2 separate regions of the Homo sapiens genome follow, and region 2 is linked to region 1. Evidence: read pairs that join two places in POLR2A ChIA-PET (ENCODE). Cell type or tissue: HepG2. All regions are shown on one strand.

What was found. Peaks named below come from ENCODE experiments on the same cell type or tissue, not always from the same donor. Only the 100,000 strongest peaks of a DNase experiment are listed, where the experiment ranks them.
Region 2: POLR2A ChIA-PET joins it to region 1 with 6 read pairs; 3 of 35 experiments call an interaction of 5 or more read pairs at or near these places.

What each region holds. Positions count from the first base shown.
Region 1 is chr6:87,769,235-87,777,234 of GRCh38, reverse strand. No RefSeq gene overlaps it. Among named protein-coding and RNA genes, the nearest start is that of AKIRIN2, 71 kb to the right of the region's middle. In HepG2, no CTCF peak of the experiment used is centred here; DNase peaks (open chromatin) are centred at 674 and 4,234; H3K4me3 peaks cover 1,006 bases.
Region 2 is chr6:87,667,693-87,675,692 of GRCh38, reverse strand. It overlaps AKIRIN2 (akirin 2), which reads left to right. Exons shown (of 5, transcript NM_018064.4): 5 at 86-833. The coding sequence ends at 96. It also overlaps a transcript of ORC3 not described here. Among named protein-coding and RNA genes, the nearest start is that of AKIRIN2, 31 kb to the left of the region's middle. RefSeq lists a silencer at 2,935-3,135. In HepG2, no CTCF peak of the experiment used is centred here; DNase peaks (open chromatin) are centred at 2,872 and 3,822; H3K4me3 peaks cover 371 bases.

The sequences.
Region 1 (8,000 bases):
AAACAGGTACAGTAGAAATACATTTTCACAGTACTACAGTCTAGATGTGCAAAGATATAATTTTCCTTGTCTATGGCTGAAATTAATTTTAGCTCTCAAGATCCCATTGTCTCTGGTAGCAGAAAACTTAGTTGTATCCATTTCAGGGATTCAAGTCACTTCCATCTTAAAGATGTCATCTTTTAAGATTCTCTTCCTGGCTGGGAATGGTGGCTCATGCCTGTAATCCCAACACTTTGGGAGGCCAAGGCAGGAGGATGACTTGAGGTCAGGAGTTTGAGATCAGCCTGGCCAATATGGCGAAACCCAGTCTCTACTTTAAAAAAGAAAAAAAATTACAAAAATTAGCCAGGAGTAGTGGTGCATGCCTGTAATCCCAGCTATCAGGAGGCTGAGGCAGGAGGATTGCTTGAACCTGGGAGGTGGAGGTTGCAGTGAGCCGAGATCATGCCACTGCACTCTGGCCTGGGCAACAAAGCAAGGCTCTGTCTCAAAAAAACAAAACAAAACAAAACAAAACAAAAAACAAAAGAAAAGATTATTTTTCTTTCACCTTTTTTAACCTCCTTTTCTTCCCAGACTAATCTAAATTCCAGGGGGGTTACATATTATCCCAGCATCAGGGGAGCATTGTTCCATGTGTTATCTCCCTCTTCACCAGCTTTCCTGAGGTGTGGCTTGTGCGGCAGCCTCTGTCCCCGCTATGTTGACGGTCAAGGTCAAGTTTAGATAATCTGTCCTCTTTGCTGGTTGGTGCTCCAGGACTGCTTGGAGACAGGGTAGTCTTCTCTCTTTGTCTCACAATGGCACTGCTGATTCTCCACCATTCAGCCACATCTCTTATCCTATCCATGCTAAACTATTCTACCATGACCTCTACTCTGAGGTCCCATTATTTCACACCATGGTGACCCTCTGATGGACACACCCATCCTCAGTTATGAACTCATTCTGGGTCCCGCTAAGACATGGAAAATAACTTTTAGACATATTCCAGCCCCATGGATGGAGAAATACATTTGGTGGAGGGGGGTGAGGGTGGCGGCACGTGAGTGAGCAAGCCAACTCTGTCATATCCTCTCCACCTAAACACACTGCACTTTCCCTTCGTCTCTATTGTGACCACCCTCCCACCCCCACCCAGAATGGCCCAGGGCACTCTTCCCAGAGCTCCAGATGGATTGAGGAATCCTCACACCTCTGAGTTTTCTGTCTTCTATCCATGTGTAACGAGAATTTTTATCTTGAGAGAAGGGTTGTAGAGTGCAAAGTCCCATTGTAACATCTCAACTCTATTTTTTCTCTTCAACTAGCTCCTCCATTTATCTCTGAGCCCTTCAAACTAGCCCAGAAAGAAGTCTTACACCTTTTCTGTCAGGCTGGAAGCATTTGGCATCGTCAGACATGCTTCTTCATACCATGTGTAAATGGTATGTCTTAAATCGAAATGATGAAGGGGCCGGGCACAGTGGCTCTCACCTGTAATCCCAGCAGTTTGGGAGGCCGAGGTGGGTGGGTCACCTAAGGTCAGGAGTTCGAGACCAGCCTGGCCAACATAGTGAAACCCTGTCTCTACTAAAAATACAAAAATCAGCCAGGCATGGTGGTGGGTGCCTGTAGTCCCGGCTACTCAGGAGGCTGAGACAGGAGAATTGCTTGAACCTAGGAGGCGGCGGTTGCAGCAAACCAAGATTGTGCCATTTCACTCCAGCCTGAGTGACAGAGCAAGACTTCGTCTCAAGAAAAAAAAAAAAAAAAAAGGAAAGAAATGATGGAGGGGGCACGTCTGTCCTTCCAAACCCTGGTTCTTGCAAACTAAAAGCTTTCTGATGGCCGGGCATGGTGGCTCATACCTGTAATTTCAGCACTTTGTGGGGGCCAAGATAGGTGCATTACTTGAGTTCAGGAGTTTGAGACCAGCCTGGCCAACTTGTGAAACCCCAACTCTACTAAACATACAAAAATTAGCCAGGTGTGGTGGTGTGTGCCTGTAGTCCCAGCTACTCAGGAGGCTGAGGTGGGAAAATTGCTTGAACCTGGGAGGCAGAGGTTGCAGTGAGCCATTGCAGTCCAGCCTGGGCAACAGAGTGAGACACTGTCTCGAAAAAATAAATAAATGAAATAAATAAAAACTCTTTGGCTCCTAGGTCATTGTATCTGCTACAGACTCTTCACCAAATTTGGGAAGTTTTCAGACATTATTTTATCAAGTATTCTTTTGCATAGTTCTCTCTCTTCTCTCCTTTTGGAACTCCCATTATGCATATGTTGGCATGCTTGATTGTGTCCTACAGGTTTCTAAGGCTCTGCTCATTTTCTTTATTCCTTTTTCTTTCTGTTCATCAAACAGAAAAATTTCAGCTGATCATCACATTTGCTGATTCTTTCTTCTACCTACTCAGATCTTCTGTTGAGCTCTTCTAATGAAAGTTTCATTTCAGTTATACTTCTAACATCCAAAATTTATATTTTGTTCTTTTTCTAAATAATCTCTATCTGTTTATTGATATTCTATACTTGGTGAGACATCATTACCATACTTTACTATAGTTCTCTGAACATATTTTAAAGTAGGTGGTTTAGATCATGCCCACCCAGGGATGCAAAAAAAAAAGAAAAGAAAAGCTGATTTAAAGTCTTTAGTCTAAAGTCCTGTGCCTGAGCTTCTTCAGGGAGCATTTCTGTTGACTACTTTTTTTTTCCTGTGTTTGGGCCATACTTTTTATTTGAAAGTCTAGAAATATTTGTTAACCACTAAACTAGACATATAAAATACAAATAAATAAAATATAAATTTAAAATGTGGTAACTCTGGAAATTAGATTCTTTGCCCTGCTCAGGATTTGTTGTTGCTGGTTTCTATTTGCTGTTGTTTAGTGACTTTTAAGAACTAATTTTTTAATATTTGTATTCTTGAGGCCGGGCATGATGCCTCACACCTGTAATCCCAGCACTTTGGGAGGCCAAGGCGGGTGGATCATCTGAGGTCAGCAGTTCGAGACCAGCCTGGCCAACATGATGAAACCCCATCTCCACCAAAAGTATAAAAAATTAGCCAGGTGTGGTGGCTGGCACCTGTAGTCCTAGCTACTCGGGCGGCTGAGGCAGGACAATCACTTGAACCTGGGAGGCAGAGGTTGCAGTGAGCCAAGATCATGCCACTGCACTCCAGCCTGGGTGAAAGGGTGAGACTCTGTCTCAAAAAAATAAAATAAAATAAAATTTGTATTCTTTTTTATGTATGGCTGGTAAGTCTCTGCTCAGTTAGCTTAGTGTTCCTCTAGTGATTGGACAGAGATTTTCTTACACTTTTGGAATGGATACTTCTCCCAGTCTTTGCTGAAGGGCTCTGTGTGCATATTGGGGCTGCCTTCAATATTTAGCCAGGCAGTTGACAACTTTGCCTTAGGCTTCACTTTCTGTAGGGCCTCAAGGGCAGCCAGAGGTGACAGCTTAAGGTTTTCTCAGGTCTTTCCCGAGCATACACACAGCTCTTGTTAGCAGCAGCAAATCCATACAAATCTGCAGCACCTCAATTCTTGCCTCCTCAGACGAAATAATTCACCTGAGGGATATAAGGCAGACCAAGGCAAGTTTTAGAGCAGGAGCGAGAGTGAACGTTTATTTAAAAATTTTAGAGCAGGAACAAAAAGGAGGACAAGCAGGAGACTTCAGAGATCCAAGTGCACTGTTTGACCTTTGACTTGGGGGTTGTATGTTGGCATGCTTCTGGGGTTTTACGTCTCTTCTCCCTTGATTTTTCCCTTAGTGTGGGCTGTCTGCATGTGCAGTGGCCTGCCAGCACTTGGGAGGGGCCACATGCACAGTGTCTTTACTAAAGTTGTGCACATGCTTATTTGAGGCATTTTTCCCTTACCAGTCAAGTGTTCCTAAAGGAAGGTCATATACCAGCTAAACTTCATCATTTTGCCCCTTAGTGCGCATGCTTGAGCCTACTCGCCCAGCTCCTGAGATCTTATCAGGAAGCTGCTGATCACCAGTTTCAGGTGTTTTGTGTCTATTGGGAGCCAGCCTTTCCCTGGCACTGGCTGCAACCAATTATTATTTTAGACAGACAGTTCAACAACTATCTGACCATCACCTGATGGTTGCCTGACATTCCTGGTGGGGTGGGAGGCCCACTCCTGCCCTGCTCCTGTCTGCCTAGCTACTTGCTCTAAAACTCTTAGCATGCACAGAGCCCTACACATGCACATGACCTTCTAAATTCCCCGGAAATATGCCAGGGCTTTTCAAAATCCCTGTAAACATCTCACTCCTCAGTTTTTCCTTTTAAGCTTTTTGTTTAACCTATTGTTTGCCCCAGCTGTTATCCATTACCTCAGGCAGCCAAATAGCTAAACAATCACGTTTAAATATTTTCAACAAAAACCCATCTCAGGGGGAAAAGGTCTTTTGCAGTGACACTGAATCAGCCCCAAGTTAGGTTAAATACAGACAGTCTTGTAAATAGGTCTTCCAGAGAACCACCAGATGGATCAGATAATGACAATTTTCTTTGAGTGAGGCATTAAAGGCGCTACAACTCTGTTCTGCCTACTCCAATGGCTACCACACTGCTGGTTTTCATTGTGATTGTGAGCTCTTAGTTCTCAGGCTGCCATGAGACTGAAGAGTAGAGGATGGGAATACACCAGGTTAAAATGCCCCAAAGCTCACTTTTCTAATTGAGATTTAGCTGTTTTCTAGTCAGAAACTTCTACTAGGTTCTCTATTATTTACCTGAATAAATGTCCCTGGATAGCTGAAAACCTTTGATTAATTTTCAGAGTTTGAGAAAAATTTATTCTGACAATCTTTTTTAGTTTTCTTGCTGCTTTCACAGAGGAAAGAATTTTCATAGGCCCTTACTTCACCATTTTCTCTGATGTTGCCCTGTTACAGACTTTTGACTTAATAGGTTTTTAAATACAGACTTTTAAAACCATTTTAAAATGCAAAGCTAAGCAATGATTATTTTGTTTTCAGGTGTGACTGCTCTCAGGATAATAACAATAATAATAAAATAATATGTATTGACAGCCAAGTGCCAAGCACCATTCTAGTAATTTTACATGTATTATCTCAGTCCACCTTCAAAATAACTCTATTACATAGATACTTTTTTGTTGTTGTTGTTGTTGAGACAAGGTCTCACTCTGTTGCCCAGGCTGGAATGCAGTGGCACGATCACCACTCACTGCAGCCTTGACCTCCCAAGCTCAACTGATCCTCCCACCTCAGCTCTTGAGTAGCTGGGACTACAGGCACAGCTCACCACACCTGGCCAATTTTTAAATTTTTCGTAGAGACAAGGTTGCACTATATTGCCCAGGCTGGTCTTGAACTCCTGGGCTCAAGTGATCCTCCCACCTCAGCCTCCCAAGGTGCTAGAATTACAGACGTGAGCCACCAAGCCTGACCAACAGATACTACTTTATACCAGTTTACAAATAGTGAAAATGTGGCGTACATAGTTTAAGAAACTTCCTTAAGATCAATAAGAACCGGCCGGACACAATGGCTCATGACTGTAATCCCAGCACTTTGGGAGGCCGAGGCAGGTGGATCACGAGATCAGGAGATCAAGACCATCCTGGCTAACATGGTGAAACCCCGTTTCTACTAAAAATATTTAAAAAAATAATAATTAGTCAGGCGTGGTGGTGGGCACCTGTAGTCCCAGCTACTTGGGAGGCCGAGGCAGGAGAATCCCTTGAACCTGGGAGGCAGAGGTTGCAGTGAGCCAAGATCATGCCACTGCACTCCAGCCTGGGCGATGGAGCAAGACTCCATCTCAAAAAAAGAAAAATCAATAAGAACTAAGTGGTGGAGACAGAATTTGAGCCCAGGCTATCTGGCTCTAGAATCAAGAACTGTGAGGTAACATGAAATTAGGAGTTACCAAAATGAAAAATACCTGTTAATATTTTAAAAACATTAACTCACTACATAGATTTTTATTTTATTGAACTCTAGATTACTTTAAGTGTAAGAGCATTTATGCCAGATGCTTCTTGATTATCATAATGCCAAATAATTGTCATATCTTTAACAAAAGCAAATATATATATAAAATATATATATTAAATATATAACCAAAAATTCTTGAAATTCCAGTTTTATTATAATTTTTGGCCAGGCGCGGTGGTTTATGCCTGTAGTCCCAGCACTTTGGGAGGCCGAGGCAGGTGGATCACCTGAGGTCAGGAGTTCGAGACCAGCCTGACCAACATGGTGAAACCCTGTCTCTACTAAAAATACAAAAATTAGCTGGGCATGTTGGCATGTGCCTGTAGTCCCAGTTACTCAGGAGGTTGAGGCAGGAGAATCGCTTGCACCTGGGAGATGGAGGTTGCAGTGAGCTGCGATTGTGCCAATGCACTCCAGCCTGGGCAACACAGCAAGACTCCAACTAAAAAAAAAAAAAGAGGATTTCCATGTAAGCAATTTTACAAATCAAAAACAAAATCCTTTACCAGGCAATAATTTCTGCCTTTTGTTTGAGCAAATATGATCACTATACCTTTAAGATCTCTTCTGGTGCTGAAATCTTTTTGAGACATTTGTTTAATTTGTTCACTTTCTTTTTCTAATTATTTTTAAATAGAGACAGCGTCTTGCTATATTACCCATACTGATCTCGAACTCCTGGCCTCAAGCGATCATCCCACCTCAGCCTCCCAAAGTGCTGGGATTACATGCCACCCTGCCCAGCCCACTTTGAATTCAACAAAAATGTCTCTGCATGTTTACTTTGTGCCAGACACTGAGGATGCGATGGTGAACAAGGCAGGTTCTGCCACCATGAAGCTCAGAGTGTAGTGGAGAAGATAGTCATGAAGAAGCAATAGGTGTGATTACTATCATGAAAGAGGAACCACAGAGAATTATGGGATCATACGACAAGAGACCAGAGCTACCCTGAAAGACTGAAAAAGGCGTCTTTGAGATGTGGTATTAAAATGAGACCTAAAGCGCAGGGCAAAGTGATGGGAAGTCCAGGTAGTGAAGGCTAGAGATGCAGAAAGCTGTGGTTTGTTCAAGAACTGAGAGCAGCTTAGGGTGGCCAGAAAACAAAAACTGACAGGGAAAGGCAGAAAGGAGACAAAAGGATACAGCTGGAGGATCCTGTTTGTTAAAAAGCATTTGTTTAGACTGCTAAAAGTCCCCAAAGAACAACGCACCATATTTATCATATAGGTAAATACTCTTTGAGCACATCATTAAGAGGTCACCCAATGGCAGCACATGCGTCTGCTTTCTGGCTGGCAGTTTCTAATGAATTGCTTGCATTCCTCAGTAAAGCTAAAATCTATCTAAAGGGAGGCTGGGCACGGTGGCTCACTCCTGTAATCCCAGCACTTTGGGAGGCTGAGGCAGGCAGATCACGAGGTCAAGAGCTCGAGATGATCCTGACCAACATGGTGAAACCCCGTCTATACTAAAAGTACAAAAATTAGCTGGGCATGGTGTCGCAAGCCTGTAGTCCCAGCTACTCGGGAGACTGAGGCAGAAGAATTGCTTGAACCCAGGACGCAGAGGTTGCGGTGAGCTGAGATCATGCCATTGCACTCCAGCCTAGGCAACAAGAGCAAAACTCTGTCTCAAAAAAAAAACTTGAAAGAGGGAAAGAGAGACGAGAAGAAACCATGCCTGGGGGCAACAATACAACTGAAGTTATTCCAAAGTTCTGTGTAACCAGATTGTCTTCCCTGGTCAGGTATTTTATAACAAACACGTTATCTATCATTTTCATGACAACCCTTTGAAGTATTACATGTCCCTCTTTAATATGAGAAAATCAGGCCAGGAGTGGTGCCTCACGCCTATAATTCTAGCACTTTGGGAGGACAAGGCGGGCAGATCACTTGAGGCCGGTAGTTCACAACCAGCCTGGCCAACATGGCAAAGCCTCTTCTTTACTAAAAATACAAAAATTAGCTGGGCATGGTAGCAAACACCTGTAATCTCAGCTACTCGGGAGGCTGAGGCATGTG
Region 2 (8,000 bases), 100 kb after region 1:
AGGGGCAAAATTGGGAATCAAGATCTAGTATTCGTTTGGATTTTGACCTGTATTTTGCACTAATTTTCTTTTTCTCACCCTTTAGATGTTTCATGAATCACGTATCCTGCATTTGTGGGCTGCCTTGTTCCTTGTTGAGTTGTTGCAAGAGGTCCCAATTATGACATGCAGCAATGCCAATACCCCTTCTGTGAATACAGGTTATTTCAAGCTTTCGTCAGTGGCAACCACTCTTAGGCAGCAGCAACTGGTTTTGGAAATTTCCCTGATGTCAGTACCACCTGGATGTGGACCTTTGCTACCTGTATTAATACCAGTGGCCTCATTTTGCTGTATCATTACAATTTGGCTTCTTATATTAATGTTTGAAAAGGATTAAAGCTGGTATTCTAGAACATGCCCTTCACTGGTTGTGTAAATAAAACTGTAGAATGACACTTCAGATGAAGTTAGTGTGATTTTAATTGTGCACTACAACCGAGCTGTAACCAGTTACTAATTTTAGAATGTAATCCCAGGACAATATTAAGCAAATAGCCTGCAGTGCTTCCTGTGAAATAGTGAAGGAGGAGGGCATTTCTGTATTCCAGGACTTCTTGGGGTTTCAGAATGGGTTTGTATGATTTTTTTTTTTTTTGTAGTTTTATTTATTCTATCAGTCTTTTTAACAAATGTTTATTGCTGCATTTTTTTTTTTCCAGTGTATCATTGTTTTACTGCCCTTGTAGTACTGGAATTTAGTTGGAAGAATAAAACATTTACTTCTATTTTGCTTGTTTCTTAATGTACAGATGGGGTTAGTATTTGAATAAAGTTGGTGTTTTAAAACGTAAGCATTTTCCAGGAATCAGTGAAGTTAATTTTCTAAGATTTGAGTGCTGTTTCAAAACACTGAGTTCTGATTCTAAATGCCTTCTTCTGCTGGGCGCGGTGGCTCATGCCTGTAATCCCAGCACTTTGGGAGGCCGAGGCGGGAGGATCACGAGGTCAGGAGATCGAGACTATCCTGGCTAACACAGTGAAACCCCATCTCTACTAAAAAAAAAAAAATATATATATATATATATAAATTCCTTCTTCTGTAACTTACTGCCTGATAGAATGTTACAGGTATTTTAATTGCTATAGAATTACCTCAGATATCAGTAGGATCCAGTTTTTTCTTTTAAGAACTTGATATGCAAAAGCATGATTCAGCAAATTTGACTCCCTTTCCATACATGGTTTCTAGACATAGCTTTCTTATAATGAAGTAAGCAAAAACATGCTTCAGTGAATTCATTTGTTGAATTCTAGTAGCATATTTCCAAAATTTAAGACAATCTTAAATACACATTTATAACTGACCAAGTTAGAAGAAAAAGGAATTTTTTTTTTTTTTTTTTTTTTTGAGATAGAGTTTTGCTCTTGTTGCCCAAGCTGGAGTGCAGTGGCACGATCTCGGCTCACTGCAATCTCTGCCTCCCAGGTTCAAGCGATTCTCCTGCCTCAGCCTCCTGAGTTGCTGGCATTACAGGAATGTGCCACCACACCCGGCTAATTTTTTGTATTTTTAGTAGAGACAGGGTTTCACCATTTTGGCCAGGCTGGTCTCGAACTCCTGACCTCAGGTGATCTGCCCACCTCGGCCTTCCAAAATGCTGGCGTGAGCCACTGCGCCCAGCCAGACCTCTTTTATTTTTAGCTTTGGTAATTACATTTCACCAATTCTCTGTTTAAAACAAGCCTAGAAAGTGGTTTCACAAGGTGCCCAGGCAATTTATATGCCAATTAGTGGTTGAGAAACATTGGTATAGCACAGGGTAGCAATAAGGTGCATGATTCTATGCCCTTCCCCCCTACTTTTTTTTTTTGAGATGGAGTCTTGCTCTGTCACCAGGCTGGAGTGCAGTGCTGCCATCTCGGCTCACTGTAACCTCCGCCTCCCGGGTTCAAGTGATTCTCCTGCCTCAGCCTCCCGAGTAGCTGGGACTACCGGCATGCACCACCACGCCCAGCTAATTTTTGTATTTTTAGTAGAGACGGGGTTTCACCATGTTGGCCAGGATGGTCTCGATCTCTTGACCTCATGATCTGCCTGCCTCAGCCTCCCAAAGTGCTGTGATTACAGGCGTGAGCCACTGCGCCTGGCCAATTCTACCCCCTTTTAATGGTCTAGAACAGAGATTCTCAACTTCAGCACTACTGGCAGTTTGGGCCAGATCATTCTTTGTCGTGGTGGCTATTGCTGTGCATTATAGGATATTTAGCCACATCTCTGGCCTCTACCACTAGAGGCCAGTTAAACCCCCTCCCACAATTGTGATAACCAAAGTGTTTGCAGACATTGCCAAATGTCCCTGAGGGACAAAACAGTTCCCAGCTAAGAACCACTGGTTAGCAGGATAGCCTGTAGTCCCAGCTACTTGGGAGGCTGAAGCACGAGAATCGCTTGAACTCAGGAGGCAGAGGTTGCAGTGAGCTGAGATCATGCCACTGCACTCCAGTCTGGGTGACAGAGTGAGACTCTGTCTCAAAAAAAAAAAAAAAAAAAAAAAATTTTTTTTTTTTGCTCCACAGCCAAATTTCTGCATTATCACTTATGCAAAAGTCCTAGCTTATGGGCTACTCTGACTTTAGATGGGTCCGGTAGTTGATTAGTCCAAATAACCAACCACACATGATTTCAATAGATTATTTTAGCTACCTAGGGATTCTGAATTCCCCAAATCCCTGAAATTGCTTGTAATAAGTATCTACAGAATTGTGTTAATAGTCATCTTATTCTTCCAGTAAAAGGCAGTACTGATACAGTACTGTACTATGATGTGTTTAGTAAATCTTTAACAAGTGCACATAGGTATAAGCGTTTGTACTTTTGGAAAAATAGGCAATCTGAGAAAAATAAATATTGGAGGTTTAAACTACTAAAGCTGTCTTTGGCCTATGGCAAGCACTTGACACGACCCTAAAGAAAATGGTAGAAGGTTCTCAGGCTCTACCTATCCCCAGAGACTGCTTTAGACAATTGGTGGGAGGGGAGAACTTTTGGAATCTGTTTAATATGCTGCCTAGGTGATTTAAGCAGCTAGGGTTGGAAATGACTTGTTTTTGCCCTGTTTGGGTTCTCTTTACTCCTTTCAAACTCTTACAGTAATTGGTATTAAATGAATATTCTACAAAAGCACCCGAATAGTCTATGTCTACTCATGGATACATGGCTCCCACAATTCTCTTGCTCCTGCATTTGCCCCAGGTAAGGAGCACGAGATGCAAACCTATGTCTCAGGCAAAGATACAGCTCCAGCAGTCCTCTCCTCTCTCTACTGCATCTATTTTCTTTCTCTACTAAATCATTTCCAAAAGCATAATAAGCATGTTATTAAAAAATCTTTTGATCCTATATCCCTTGCTAGTGATTATTTTAGTGCTCCCCTTTATAAAAGCAAAACTCAGTTTTCTAAACTTCCTCCAGTTTATTACCCCTTCCTTTTTTTTCACCAACTTGTTTTATTAGGAAAAGAAATTCAAACAGAAAAGTTGACTTTCCCACTTAAAATACTTCCCTAATTTAACATCGAGTCCTTATTTCAGATTTTTCCATGTGTCTCTTTTTTAAATAGCTACCCTCATCCCCCAAACACGATTCAATTAAGATTCCTACTTTCTGGAAATACTAGGCCTGTTGTCTTGTTGAGTTTTTCTTTGTACTGTCATTAATTTTAACTTCTGATATCCCTTTGAACTTTCTGTAAACTGAAAGGTCTAAAGTTTTCGCAAGTTTCGGGTTAAACTTGTTGTGCAAGAGTGCAAGGTGATGCTATGGTCTCCATATTGCATCACAACAGTTACGGCTTTTCCAGGCTGTTAAGTTTGGACACTTGGTTAGGTCATCTGATAGGTGATTAGAGTTCGTCTCCTCTCTGTTACTCTTAGTAAAAGGCAGCAAAGATTTCCACATTGTTAAATCTAATCAGCAGCCAGCATTTGACCTTGAAGCACTCTTCAGTTGGCTTGCAAAATACTACACTTGCTTTGACGTTTCTCCTTTACTGGCTGCTCCTTCTCTGTCTTGCTGTTGGCCCAATCTTCATTTCCCTGCATTTTGCTAAAACATAGGTGTGCCCCCGAGCTTGACCTTGGGCTGCTTGCCTCCTCTCTTAGTACTCATCTTGGTGATCTCATCATAAGGACATCAGATTATATTAACGTCTTCATGTGACATCTTCAGTTAGGTATCTAGTAGACACCTCGAAATTTACGTCTAAAACTTACTTTTGCCTCTGAAATTTTTCCTCTCAGTCATCCTCAATCACTTAATGGCCACTCCATTCTTTGTTTCTAGGCAGAAATGGTCTTGCACTCCTCACATCCTTCATCTGATCTTAGTTCCACCTTAAAATATTAACATCTCTACTGCTATTACCCTAATCCAAGACACTATCATAGCTTGCTTGGATTATTTCTGTGGTTTCCTAACCGGTCTTTGTTTTGCCTCATTTTGTCTCCTCTCACCCATCCTATTCTACTCTCATAGCAACCAGACTGATCCTTTAAAAGTCTAAGTCTTGTTTAGATGGCTTCCTAAGTAAAAGTAAAACTTCACAAAGGTCTGTGGAGCCCTAAATTACCTGCACTCTACCCCACCTCATTCAATTCCTATTGAATTCCTCCTGCTCACTCTACCTTGTCCACATTGGCCACTTTTGCTGTTTTTCCAGCATAGGATTTTTGTTACTGCTAGTGTCTGCCTAGCATGCTCTTCTCCCACAAAACTTCATGGAAAATTTTTTCACCACTTTTGACTTTTTGCACAAACGTCATCTCAATGAAGCCTGCTCTGACCACTCTTTAAAATTGCAGCCTGACATCCTGGTGCTCTGCCCTGCTGCTTTCTTTGTTTTACTTCCTGTGCTAAACGCAGTGAAGGCAGGGTTCTTTGCTCACTGGCATACAGTGCCTGGCACATGGCACATGCTTGGTACTTTTTGAATGTATTTCACCCTACTTCGATTCAGGGTTTTCAGATCAGTATTTCATTAAATGAAAGATTTAGTAAGGCAGAATACTTCCTTTGTAAGATATTTTGGTAGAGGTTTCCTGAATTACAGAATGGACACAGAATTGAACTGGCATTTCATAGGCTGTCTTGAGGGTTTTGTGCTCCATTAATGATTACCACAAAGGAGCTTCATGTTTTAATTTTATAGCTCTTTTGTGTATTCATTGTGAAAATAGGGCAGTTTTCGACTGGGCACGGTGGTTCATGCCTGTAATCCCAGCACTTTGGGAAGCCTAGGTGGGTGGATCGCTTGAGCCCAGGAGTTCAAGACCAGCCTGGCCAACATGGCAAAACCCCATCTCTACTAAAAATACAAAAATTAGCTGGGCGTGGTGGCACACACCTGTGGTCCCAGCTACTTGGGAGGCCGAGGCAGGAGAATGGCTTGAACCCAGGAGGCAGAGGTTGCAGTGAGCCCAAATCGTGTCACTGCACTCTGGGTGACAGAGTGAAATTCTGTCTCGAAAAAGAAAATAGGGCAGTTGCCATCCTGCTACTTTCTTACATAATCTTTAGTGAGGAAAGTCAAAGTGGTTCAGGGCATGACATGCGTTTATGTTGGATAAATTCAACTTAGTGCCCAGCAGAGGAAAAGTAAGGCATGGCTACTTACTCTACTCAGTGAATCTGTGCCTTATATATGAATCTGCTGGTCTGTGTGAGGCCAGTTCCTCTGTACCTTACAGTGTAAAAAGCATCTTGCTGTATGAGTGTTGTTCAAAGTAATAGTTTCTAAACACTGACAATTTTATCTGGTGCTCATATGCATCATTTGAAACTACATTGTACGTAGTGATGGTGTCCTTGTATTGGAAGACCTTCCCTGTTGCCAACTTCCTTACCTTAAATAGATGGAAAAATCATTAAAATCACCTATTCTTTCCCTAGATTTGTACCAACCATTGTTTAAAAAATGAAACACATGGTTGGAGGCAAGACTAGAAGAAGAATGACTAGAATATTGCGAAAAAATATTGAGCTAATTGCTATGAAGGTAAATCATGGAATCTCAGTGACTTAACATGAGAAATTTATTCTTTGATCATATTCATTTGGTGGGCTGTGTTCCACACCCTCACTCAAAGACCCTTAGAATGACAGAGGCTCTGTCTTTAATACATGGATTCCAAGGTGTCAAGGCTTCTATTTGTCCAGTTGCTTTCTATGGTAGTAGTGGTACTTGTGTTTGCATATAATAAATTCCTTAACAAACATTCAAGCTGACAGTCCTGTGTACATATGTACAGGTGTTTACATTCTGTTGAATAAGAAATCCTGGCACCTTTTAAATGAAGATGAAAAGATACCTAATCTAACTTAACTACCTACGCTGGTCATTGTCTTTCCCAAAGCTCTGCAGGGCTAGGTGCTTTCTGCTCTGACTTGCAGTTGATTATTTATGGTACCTTGGGGTTTCCCCTTCCTTTTAGCCTTGGCAACATTTTGACATTTTTTGAGATATATTTCATCTAGCTTTTGTTTTGTTTTGTTTTTGAGACGGAGTTTCACTCTTTCTGCCCAGGCTGGAGTGCAATGGTGTAATCTCAGCTCACTACAACCTCCACCTTCTGGGTTTAAGCGATTCTCCTGCCTCAGCCTTCCATGTAGCTGGGATTACAGGCGTGTGCCACCACGCCCAGCTAATTTTGTATTTTTATTTTATTTTTTTGATACAGAGTCTCGCTCTGTCGCCTAGGCTGGAATGCAATGGTACAATCTTGGCTCACTGCAACCTCCGCCTCCCAGGTTCAAGTGATTCTCCTGCCTCAGCCTCCCCAGTAGCTGGGATTACAGGCGCCCACCAACACGCCCAGCTAATTTTTGTATTTTTAGTAGAGATGGGGTTTTACCAGGTTGGCCAGGCTGGTCTCAAACTCCTGACCTCACGTGATCCACCCGCCTCAGCTTCCCAAAGTGCTGGGATTACAGGCGCGAGCTGCTGTACCCAGCTCATCTAGCATTTTTATGTGCTTAAAGCAGGGAGTGAGGTGGGGAGGGTGAGCAGCTACCCATTAATGTCATCTCAGCCCACCACGCTGCCAGAGGTCTAAGGTGTTCTTTATTCTAAGCTCATATTAATACCTCCTTTTACATTCCTGAATGAAGGAGGTTTGATTATGCAGGCTGAATATCCCAAATCCTAAATCTTAAGTGCTCCAAAATCTGAAACTTTTTGCGTACTGACATGCTCAAAGGAAATGCTCACTGGAGCATTTTGGGTTTTGGATGCTGAACTGAACTTGTTAAGTATAATGCAAATATTTCAAAATCTAAAATCCAAAACACTTCTGTTTCCAAGCATTTTGGATAATGGATACTCATAAAACTCTTCAAAGCCTGTGAGCACACACACGGGCACACACACATAATCCTGCAATGACATAGTTCTAAGGTTTGCAAACCAAGTTTTTTCTGGACATGGACTTTCCCCCCATATCTGCATGGTAATTTTGTATGTTAGTGAGTAGCCTTAAAGTCCCATAATTCTCTTGGGAGTAGAGCATTAAATAATGAACTTTAGCTATCTTTGTTTCATTATGTCTTGCTGAGTTTCTGCCATAGAAGAGATCGAGATGTCATTTCATCTGGGCCTTACTTTGCTCATCTGAGTTGTATTTGTTTGGGATGTGATTTGTAGAGGCCTTACTGGCTCCATGACAGGTCATCCCGAAGTAGAATATTTACTGCCTAAATAAAGCCAAACAGTTTGGGACTTTTTTTTTTGACACGGAGTCTCACTCTGTCACCCAGGCTGGAGTGCAGTGGCCGATCTCAGTTCACTGCAACCTCCGCCTCCCGGGTTCGAGCAATTCCCCTGCCTCAGGCTCCCGAGTAGCTGGGACTACAGGCATGTGCCACCACACCTGGCTAATTTTTTGTATTTCTTAGGAGAGATGGGGTTTCACCTTGTTGGCCAGGATGGTCTCGATCTCCTGCCCTTGTGATCCACCCGCCTTGG